Regions from separate parts of the Homo sapiens genome. Here region 2 is linked to region 1. The links are chromatin loops, found by intact Hi-C in ENCODE. Cell type or tissue: Caco-2. All regions are shown on one strand. Links, peaks and the distances in the headings refer to the core of each region. The heading gives the core; the rest is flanking DNA. Region 1 overlaps LECT2 (leukocyte cell derived chemotaxin 2). Region 2 overlaps TGFBI (transforming growth factor beta induced).

What was found. Hi-C counts contacts between places; a loop is a spot of excess contacts. Peaks named below come from ENCODE experiments on the same cell type or tissue, not always from the same donor. Only the 100,000 strongest peaks of a DNase experiment are listed, where the experiment ranks them.
Region 2: a loop joins it to region 1, with 4 times the contacts of the local background. A loop is called at or near these places in 75 of 110 quality-filtered maps.

The regions. Positions count from the first base shown.
Region 1 is chr5:135,949,483-135,954,861 of GRCh38, reverse strand. LECT2 (leukocyte cell derived chemotaxin 2) reads left to right here. Exons shown (of 4, transcript NM_002302.3): 1 at 1-74; 2 at 1,895-1,991; 3 at 3,494-3,639. The coding sequence starts at 29. Among named protein-coding and RNA genes, the nearest start is that of LECT2, 2.8 kb to the left of the region's middle. In Caco-2, for the core only: no CTCF peak of the experiment used is centred there; DNase peaks (open chromatin) are centred at 2,881 and 3,401.
Region 2 is chr5:136,050,768-136,056,146 of GRCh38, reverse strand. It overlaps TGFBI (transforming growth factor beta induced), which reads right to left. Exons shown (of 17, transcript NM_000358.3): 8 at 3,028-3,240; 9 at 2,067-2,204; 10 at 1,286-1,431; 11 at 331-467. Among named protein-coding and RNA genes, the nearest start is that of TGFBI, 24 kb to the right of the region's middle. RefSeq lists an enhancer at 1,716-2,915. In Caco-2, for the core only: no CTCF peak of the experiment used is centred there; DNase peaks (open chromatin) are centred at 2,356 and 2,905.

The DNA.
Region 1 (5,379 bases), core at 283-5,282:
AGGAAGAAACTAAAGGAAGTAAAACCAGATGTTTTCCACCAAAGCCCTCCTTTTGGCTGGTCTGATTTCTACCGGTAAGTCGAAAGTGCAATTTTAGAATATTGATTAACTTTTAAAAACTGATTTCAGGGGAAGACTAAAAAGATTAAAAAGTCATTAATAGCATGATCACAACAAAGACTTGTGTATTTGGCTATTAAAAATGAAATAGGAATGACACATGGTCCTGAGGATGTTTTAAGTAATTTAAATGGAATGTTCCGGTTCTTTAATGAGGGAAACATAATAGTGGGTTGAGAAGACATTACAAAGCCTTTCAGTCTGAGTCTGGGTCTGGGACTTAACTAGAACAAAACTAGATAATAAAAAGTTGATATAAATATTTGATTCTGATTTTGATCAAAATCAAATTCTGATACAGATACTAATACAGAGACTGGTATGGATTAAGACAAAGGGATGGCTCCCTTAATACTCACCGAAGGAGGAAAAAGTGAATAAATTACTACACTGTCTGATATTTGCCTCAATTCCCAAGGATAAATATTAGTTGCCAAAGTGATGGGATTATATCTTGATCAAGGTGTTGATTTGGAGCTTGGCTCCAAGGCATAAAACTTTTGAAACCCACCTTTTAAAAGTATTTTAAAGAAGAGGCTTAATGGCCATATTCTGTAGGTTCTCTTCACAGGATAGGTATTAATGAAGAGTAAAATGTCTTTAAATAAAATCAATAGTCAAATTACCAGGCTCTCGCTTTTGCTTGTTTGTTTCAAAGTGCAAGGTTGAGTGTGCTCACTGTATCTCTCTGTGAATGTTAACACTGGAAATCCAGGACATTTAATTCCATTGAACATTTATTAAGTGCTTACTATAGTAAAGAAACAAATTGTGCCTGAAACAAAGTTTGCACCAAGTCTGCTGAGAAAGCAGCCCCTCCTCCACGTTTCATAATTTTTCATATAATTGGTTCTACTCCTTCTCCTACCTTCACCCCTAATCTCAGTCTAGGCTAAATTGGTTTGACATTTCAGATTATTTTTAAGAATCTCCCTCTTCCATGTTGGCAACTATGAGAGATTTATCTAGTGTTAAACAAACTTGGCTAGTACAGAGTTCGTTTCTCCTTTAATTCAAACATTTGCTTGGATTTGATTAGTGGAACTAACCATTTCAAAATTACAATTTCTAAAATTATTTTCTGAGCCATGCTATTTTATTATTTTTGCTTAATCTAAAAATAATGATCCCCATGGCAGATAATGAGCAAAGAAAAATAGAAAAGCACAACTTATACCATTTACTAATGGATCTGAAGCAAAGTATAATGATGGAGGCCAATGCTTATAAAGAAACACATTCAGCTGGGCGCAGTGGCTCACGCCTGTAATCCCTGCACTTTGGGAGGCTGAGGCAGGCAGATCACGAGGTCAAGAGATCAAGACCGTCCTGACCAACATGGTGAAACTCCGTCTCTACTAAAAATACAAAAATTAGCTGGGTGTGGTGGTGCGCACCTGTAGTCCCAGCTACTCAGGCGGCTGGGGAAGGAGAATCACTTGAACCCAGGAGATGGAGGTTGAAGTCAGCTGAGATCACGCCACTGTGCTCCAGCTTGGCAACAGAGTGAGACTCCGATCCAAAAAAAAAAAAAATTGTATTCACTGATACTCTAACGTCACAAAGCAGAATTCTGTGGCCAGGGAAAAAGCCAATTTTACATCTGAATCAGGAAATAAAATTCTGGAAGGACGATCTTCCCATAAATACATAAAGTCCAGGGAAAACTACAGTGAAAACAGAATTGTCAGGATCAACTGTGTGACTGATAAGGCAAATGGGGATAGGAAATGTCTGAGGCCAGGAGCTCTGCTCTCACTTTTCTCCTTTTTAGCACTGGCAGGGCCATGGGCTAATATATGTGCTGGCAAGTCTTCCAATGAGATCCGGACGTGTGACCGCCATGGCTGTGGACAGTACTCTGCTCAAAGGTATGAAGTTGCACAACCACCCACCCAACCCTTTGGTCCCTAACCTCTTTTCTTAGTGTCCTTGCCCAACGTTGGTTGCCTCAAGGGCTCACAGTTCTGACAGCATGAAAAACCAGAGATGTAACCAGTTACATCACTGTCTTTGGAGCAGCTTCCAAGAACTCTGCTTCAAGTATGAGCTATAAATTGGGATCAGAATGTGGAAGAAGGAAAAGATCAGGGAGCAAACACAATGTTTTCCTTCTGAATGTCTTCACACATTCACTTATCTCAACTGTTTTTTTCCAAAGGGTTATTAAACACAACTATCCCATTTTATAGAAGAGAAACTTTAACTGAGGTACCAAAGGGTTAAGGGACCTGCCAAGCACAGTTGGAGATGGTGAAGCCTGGACCTGAATTCAGGCTTTTGGTTCCTCTTCCCACCAAACCACGCGGTTACTGGCTCAGGCTCTGGATGTTGAATATTAGAGGCTGGCCCTAAGCAGGAGAGAAAGCACCACTATCTCTTCCAGAAAATGAGGGTCACACTTGTGAATTTTCAGTTATACCCAACATCACCTTGGGGTGCCACTTTCTAATGAAATAGCCATGTGTCCAGTCATATCACTGATCTCCATCCTAACTAGAGGGGAACTCTCACATATACAGATACTACTTACAAAGCAACCTCAAATACTGAAACAGGACTAAGAGAAGGGAAATATGGGAAACGTCCCTTGAATTGCCAAAATTCAGACTCAGCTTATACTGCAAAGTTTATGCACTTGATTGATACAGTAAATTCTTGGCTCTTGAGCTTGCTCAGTGTTGCTTTGTACATAATTGCAGCAATCCTGGTGAACCTGATCGTTCAGGTGACAGCCTATTAGAAGGTAGGGGAGGCTGGTGAGAGCAGGCATAGTGACAGCAGCGGGAAGCAAGAGCTGAGGGGTTGCTAAGACGAACTCAAGGCACGTCACAATCTAGAATAGTTTGATTTGGGCTCCATGCACTTTAATAAACCCAGGAGGTATCACTCATTGTATTAAAATACCATATACAGTAAGTGACGTTTACAATCACTTTTCTAGATCACTGCAAGAAAAATAAGACTAGGGTAACATGTGATACTTTTATGATAGGTTCCCATAAAAAGACAGCTGTTTTCAAAGTGGGCTTGAAGATGTCAAGATCTAGGTATCTAGAAAATGCACTTACATGGACTGCCTCATTCCCCCAACATGCCATAAAATAATAGTAGCTAATATTTGCTTAAGGCTTATTATGTACCAAGTACCATTTTAAATGCTTTCATCTTTATGATATGGTTATTAGCACCTGCGGGGAGGGAGGTTAAAATTGGGCTAAACAGAGTGAGGCATCCTGGGACATCCCAACATGTTCTGGCAGCTTCAAGCTTTGGTACCTCGTCTGCAAACAGTGGGCTAACACCATGTTCCCAGGCAGTAAAGCTCCCCTAAGGCAGTTCCTCAGTCTGTTCGTTCTTATTTACATCCTAGAAGTCAGAGGCCTCACCAGGGTGTGGACATCTTGTGCTCTGCTGGATCTACTGTGTACGCACCATTCACTGGAATGATTGTGGGCCAGGAGAAACCTTATCAAAACAAGAATGCTATCAATAATGGTGTTCGAATATCTGGAAGAGGTAAGAGAGGTGGAGTCTACACCTGGGGTGCCTCCTGGAGATGTTGATGCTCATTTATTTAATGCAGGTTCCATACGTAGAGATTTTGTACTTCTTTCAAAATGATAAAACCTGGAACAGAAAGAATATAGAGTGTACCCAAACTAGCTGATGCATTTTTTAAAAAACTTTTATTTTAGGTTCAGGGGTACATGTGCACATTTGTTATATAGGTAAACCACATGTCACAGACATTTGGTGTACAGATTATTTTGTCACCCAGGTAATAAGCATAGTACCCGATAGATATTTTTTTCTGATCCTCTCCCAGCTGAGGCACTTTCAAGGACGTTTCACCATTTTCTCTGAAAACTTCTGCTTCATGCACACACTTCACGAAACCCCACAGCTGATTGGAGGCATTCCTTCCTGTGGCCCATGTGGTTTTGCTTAACAATCTATAAACAAAGCCACTTTCAGCAATGCTAACCATAATGGATAGATACTTGCATTTACTCAAATCCCACAAATCATAAATGCTGGCACTTCTGCAAGAGTTGAATGTGAAATATTTTTGAAAGCTTCTAAGTTTTAGGTAAAGCTAGATCTCCTGGTACTCCAGGTATTGGTTTTGTTGTTTGGTTACTCCATCAAGGTATAAATACACACATAAAAGTGCACAACACATCCATGTATAGCTCCGTGAATTTCAAAAAGTGAACACACCTGTGTAATCAGCACCCAAATCAAGAAAAAGAACATCACCCACATCCCAGAGATCCCTTGTGCTACCACTTAGTCATTATTCCCAGCAAGATAATCACTATCTCAAGTTCTAACACCATGTATTAGTTCTTCCTGTTTCTAAAAATGGTATAAATAGAATTAAACAGCATGCACTCTTTGGGTCTTCTTTCATTCCACATCGTGATTATGCAGTTTATGTTTTTGTATCCACGTTCTTTCTGATGCATGATATTCCATTATATGCGTATACTTTCATCTATTTATCTATTCTTCCTCAGATGGACTTTTGGGCAGTTTCCAGTTTAAGATGATTATAAAATTGCTGCTACGAACTTCCTTATACCTTTTAATGAACATATATATGCATTCCTATTGGGAGTGAGTCCAGAGGAGACCCTCCTCACCAAGCCTGTGAGAGGCATCTTTTGAGCGAACCCACATCCTTGAGGAGCTACATAGTGGTTGTCCTCTGTAGGCCAATGTCACAAGGGAAACTTCTGCCATTGAACTGTGTCCTCTGTAGTGGCACTTAACAGTTAATGCCAAGGTCAGTGAGAGCAGAAGCAGTAATCAGATTCGTCTAAATCTCAGAGATTTGTGACACTGGCTAGTAATCATGGTGACTCAGGAACTGAATAGATGAGCAGCCAACTAAAGCCTTATTGGACTTGTATGAATGGAAATGCTCCAGGTCTGATGAACAAAATGCTGACTTCAGTCATCACAATAATGGGTCCCAATTCCCAATAAATTCCCAGGCTTGAATTGGTTCACAGTCCCAGAGCCTCTTGAACAAAAGGGAGGCTCAGTCCTTTTGCGTAAGGGTCCTGCTACGCAGCCAAACATTTATACTGTAAACCTTACTTCTAGCTGTCCCCAAAGGGACCTGCAACGGTTTAGCAGGATGACAGCACATTAGGGAAGAAATAATTAGGCTCTTCAGAGATTACTGGACACTTGCTCAAAACTGACACTAATTCCTGGAGATCTAAAAGGCCACTGTGGTTCACCAGT
Region 2 (5,379 bases), core at 153-5,152, 100 kb before region 1:
ACTGTAAACTATGTGCTCTTGGCTCACTTGGAGCTTTACAATGAGAGGGTGATGTTTTCCTTGCACTTCAGTCATAAAAATGTAGTCCCCCCTCCCTGCTTCCCATGCATGTGAAGATTACACTCTTAGAAGTAACCCTTCTTCCCAATGTAAGCTTTCAAGGCGACCCTTGCCTTTTCCCCATCCCAAGTCTGGAAGGTCGCAGCAGTGCACTGCTAGTGTTAATTGAATCCCCAAGGTAGAAGAAAGCTTGACAAATAGCTGGGGCCCCACATCCCACTCCAGCATGACCACTGGGCAGAAGCTCCACCCGGGGATGGAACTAATTACCTAAAGCGATTGTCTCCCTTCAGGACATCCATGACAGTCCCCATTGGGGGGGTCAGCACCCGGTCCATCGTGAACAGGGTCCCGTACCTCCCCCTCTTGTCGTGGGCCGCGATGCAGCTGTTCTCAATGCAGAGGCTCTGCACAGAAGAGGGACAGAGAAAGAAAGGACTGGTTATACTTCCACGAGGGGCCTCCTGATTTGTTCAGAGCATGTAGCAGGGTCATTATCCATGAAGATGAAGGAGTATACACTGGGATGGGTTATTAAGGCTGGGATAAAATGATGTATTTTCTCCAGGAAATAAAACAATAAATGGTCTTCCTTAAGGAAAGAACGGTTAGAGAGGCCCCAATAAAGTCACACAGAGGTCCCATAATGAGAATATCAGTTACACATGAGGTCCATTGACAATGTTGAAATAAATACGTTGAACCCATTTATTTATTTCTTTGTTTAACAGATGATAACCATCTTTAGCCAAATGGTGCTGGTTGGTCCCAGGCAAGAGCTATGTTGAGTTGTACTTCCTTTTTGATTTCCAGGGTAACTGTTGGGTTTGAAAACAAAGAAGATACAGCAGAAGAGAGAAGGCACCTTTTGGACCAAGGAGGGCTGTATTTTAGTTTAGGGGGCTTCTCTTCTCATAAGCTCAGAAAGAGTCTGAACTCCATCCCTCCTCCCAGGTGTTAATTCCTGAATTCAAGAAGGACTTATTCCTTCACAATACAGGTTGGATAATTGTGTGGTTTATTCTCAAAGGCCTCCAGAAAAAGAGATTCCAATCCTTCTGCAGGATCTCATTTTGTTATCTATATTTTCCAGAAATTATTTCCTTCCTTGTCAGCAACCAGTTCTCATGCAAACTCCTGCTTATTGAGGACATTTTTTTTTACACTAATACAAGTCCCACAGTAAGGAGCTTCCCAGGAGCATGATTTAGGACCCAGAACTTACATTACGATAAACAAAAACTCTCAGTTTTTTGCCGCCCAGAGTTTCCAGGGTCTGTCCATGGTACAGATACTTAGAGGCCAGCTGGTCTTTAATTATGTGGTTCCGAAGCAAATTCCTTGTATGGGCATCAATTGGAGGGGTTCCATCTACAAGAAAGGGTGATGGTTAGGTCCAGAGAGATGTGCTCCTGCAATGAAGAGAGTGATGAGAGATAAATACAGTGAAAAAGCCCATCCCTCCTTGAGTTTGGAAACAGGGATTGAGAAACCAAGTGAAGCTGCCAATATTCCTTAACATCTGGTATCTTCTATGGAGAATTAAAGAAGATCCAGATAATCAAGGGTGTTTGGAGTTTTGCCCTAAGAGGGAAGGGCAGGCACGCACACAACTTGGCCCCCTTCTCTGCCTTCCTGGGGCTGCAGCTCAGCTGTACCCTCACTCTGACCTCTTGACTATACATTGGCAAGTGACCCTGCAAATAGAAAGGCAAGGGAATGCTCTGCTCTCCCAGATGTCAAGTCTTGAGTTCTGAGGAACGGCTGCCTCCCAGATGTCAAGTCTTGAGTTCTGAGGAACGGCTCCCCAAAGGCATTCTCTGCACTGCCTAATGAAACAACAGAGCCTCTGAAGTTTCTGCTGAAGTCACATCTGCTTTTGGTTGAGCTGAGTGGAAGTTCTAATGTCCCATGGGGTGCTGTAAATCGGAGAGTGTTGTGGAGGTGACAGGGGTGGGGAAGCTGCCTCCAGGGACAATCTAACAGGGATGCCTTCCCCATGTTACCTTTGAATACAGAATTCAGGGGAGCCAGGAGGGTCAACCGCTCACTTCCAGAGAGATGATTGCCGAGGCCGGCTTGTCTGAAAAGGTCAATGGCTGTGGACACATCAGACTCTGCAGCCAATTCAAATAGTGTCTTGGCTACAAGGAAGGAGAAAGTGGGTTCAAAAGTTAAAAGCGCTGTTTTCATTTATCATTCATCCACCCCAGGGCATGACACACATCAGCAGGAATGTCATCTCGTGAGTCAACAACCCCTCTAAACACTGCTGGGGCCCAGCGGGCTTGTGTCATCAGGGGAACAGTCACCTAGAAAATCTAACCAGTCAGGAGGAGAGGGAGGAGAGGTGAGCTCAGTTAGGCAGAGATCAGCCTCTGTCCCAGGCCCTGTGGGCTGCTTGGTCAGGGCACATTCTAACAATGGGAAGAAAGACAGTCTGTGTGATGGCTTCTGTGGTGTAGATAAGGCCAGCAACCACACCCATAGAAGCATTTTGTTTTTTCCTGTGAGATTCCTTCACTCATGGACAGATCTCACTGGAAGACTAGAATGGGGCTAGGATTCCTAATGAGACACAAGCCAAAGTCCATTCAGTCATTCTAACTGGGTCAGTGACCATGGGACAGCTTGGGCACTACTGAGAAAGCACATGCTCTGAGGTCAGCAAGTGGCCCTCTTTGCCCATGCACAGCAGGCAGATCTTCTGAAAGGCCTCTGTGATTGAGTCTGTCCCCAGACCCCTTCAATAGCTCCCCACTGCCTCTCCACTGCACTTGCAAGCCTGAAGCTCAAGACACATCAGTCTGGTCACAACCCACACATTTGCAGTGGCCGAGAAGCTGTGAGCTGGGTCCAGGCAGGGAAGTCGCCCAAAGATCTCTGAATTTCCCCTCCCCCGCCACAAAGGATGGCAGAAGAGATGGTGGGCCAGGCAGGGCCAAGGCCCCCGGAGGCCTGGCCTACCTGAGTCTGGGATGAGTAGCTCATCAATGTAGTGGATCACCCCGTTGGTGGCTAGGATGTCTTTATTGGAGATGATCGCCTTCCCGTTGATAGTGAGCATGTCCCCGCTGCAGCCCACCTCCAGTGTCGTGCCCTCCAGGGTCTCTACAGACAGCCCCGCAACGATGGCTTCAGCACACATAGCTGACTTCAAGATGTGGTTGTTCAGCAGGTCTGGGGTCCAAACAGACTCAGGTCAAGTCAGGGTCCACTCCACGATAACCTCAGGGACCACTTGCAGCCTGCCCATGCTGTGAGGATCCTGTTCTCTCAGATGAGGACCCTCAGATGAGGCTGGGGCACCACAGGGCCCAGATCCTCCTCGCCTTCTGCCTGCTGCCCTAGAAAACCAGCTGGGGCCCTGTGGCCACTTTCCAGCTGTGGGACCCTGGGAGAGTCATTTAGCCTCTTTGAACCTCAACTTCCTTATCAGTCAAGTGGACATAAGAATTGCATTCATCTCCTAGGGCTGCTGTGGGGATGACATGAAATTCTGAACCTAAAGCACTCGGCACGGGGCCTGACAACAGAGTAAATGCTCAACAAATGTTAGTGATTAGCTTATTTGTAGCTGAACTTCAGGGATACAAGAAAAACTCAAGAGAGCCTACCACGGGATTTTAGAAATCTACTCACCTTTATAAAAATGTAAACTGTAGTAGGAAAAGACGAAAAGTGTACAAATGACAGCTTTGAGTTATTTGTGTACACTTTATTTGTCCAGTTTTCTGTTCATTTAGCCCAAGGGTCTACTAGCTGCCAGGATATATCTTAAGGTTTGGTGATCAGTAAGACTTGGCCTTTGCCATCCCATTCACCACACCCATAAATAGTAAGTATAATAATTTATTTGCTTATCCAAGTGCTACTTTAGGGGGCAGGGCAGGGCTGAGGCCCAAAGGGGGCTCCTGACCCATCGTGACTCCTGCTGGTCTCCATTGCCTCGGAGAGCCCAGACAGGCTGGATGGAGGCAAATGCAAGGACCAGTCAAGGAGGAGGAGCCCCCCCCAACCCCAGGCTGAGCAGGTGGCCTGGACTGCTGCTCACCAAGGTCACCGAGGCTCTATGTCCCATATTCTCACCACGGAGGCGAGTTTCAATCTGATCCCAAGTGTGGGAACCAAAACCACACTGTCATAGGCAGGAGGAAGCTCTGAGGCCCTGCAAGGCATGGGGCTGCTGCAGACGAGTTGATGGCCTTGGAAGCCCGTGCTGGCCACATTCAGCCAGAGGGAAAGAAAAAGGGTGAGAAGGCCTATGGGAATGAGGCCTTGGGGATTGAGCTTCTTAGAGAAGGAAGGTGAAGTCCACGATGTGGTAGAGGAACCTGCCAGGGCCACTTGGAGGGTGAGCAGGGCCAGGGCTGGAAACTAGTCTTCAAACTGGACACACCACCAGCCCTGGCTGCTTCTCGCCTGCCTGCCTGCCAACCTGCCGGTAACAGCAGGAGACTGTTGGGTGTGGGGCAAGGACCTCTTCCTTCCAGTCTGCAGCGATGGCACCAAACAGAGTGTCCTTGCTCTGAACCAGCTGGTTAGTGAGTAGGAAAAGGCAGATTTGCAAAAGGGACGAAGTAGGGGCCTTTTTTTTCTTACAGTTTATAATAAGGAGTTTTTTTTGTTTTGTTTTGTTTTGTTTTGTTTTTTTCTTTTGAGAGAGTCTAGCTTTGTTGCCCAGGCTGGAGTGCAGTGGCATGATCTGGGCTTATTGCAACTTCTGCCTCCCAGGTTCAAGTGATTCTCCTACCTCAGCCTCCTGAGTAGCTGGGATTACAGGTGGCCACCACCACACCCAGCTAATTTTTGTATTTTTAGTAGAGACGGGGTTTTACCATGTTGGCCAGGCTGGTCTTGAACTCTCAGCCTCAAGTGATCTGCCCGCCTTGGCTTCCCAAAGTGCTGGGATTATAACCATGCCCGGCCTATAGTAAGGAGTTCTGAGGTCTCCAAAGCAAAGAATGTGCTCTGTGCAAATCATGTTTTAATAGGGAATACAGTTCTAAAAGCCTTTGGGCCCCTTAAGGCTATGTGTGTCCCAATGCCCGCCCTCATTCCCCATTTTGTGCTGTGAGTATCTCTGTCATTGCACTCACCAAATCAGATCCCAACAACCTGTTTTAAAGCCTGCCATTTCTACTAGGTCTTAAGTTTCTTGGAGGCAAAGGCTGTGCTGTATTCATTTTCATGGCCTCTGTCCCCAGTGCCGGCCAGGCGCATAGAGGTACCATAATCACCTGGACACGGAACAAATCCCGTCTTCCCATCTGTGCTTTCAGAAATATGCCCTTTCCCATCCCTGCACAGATAGAAGGA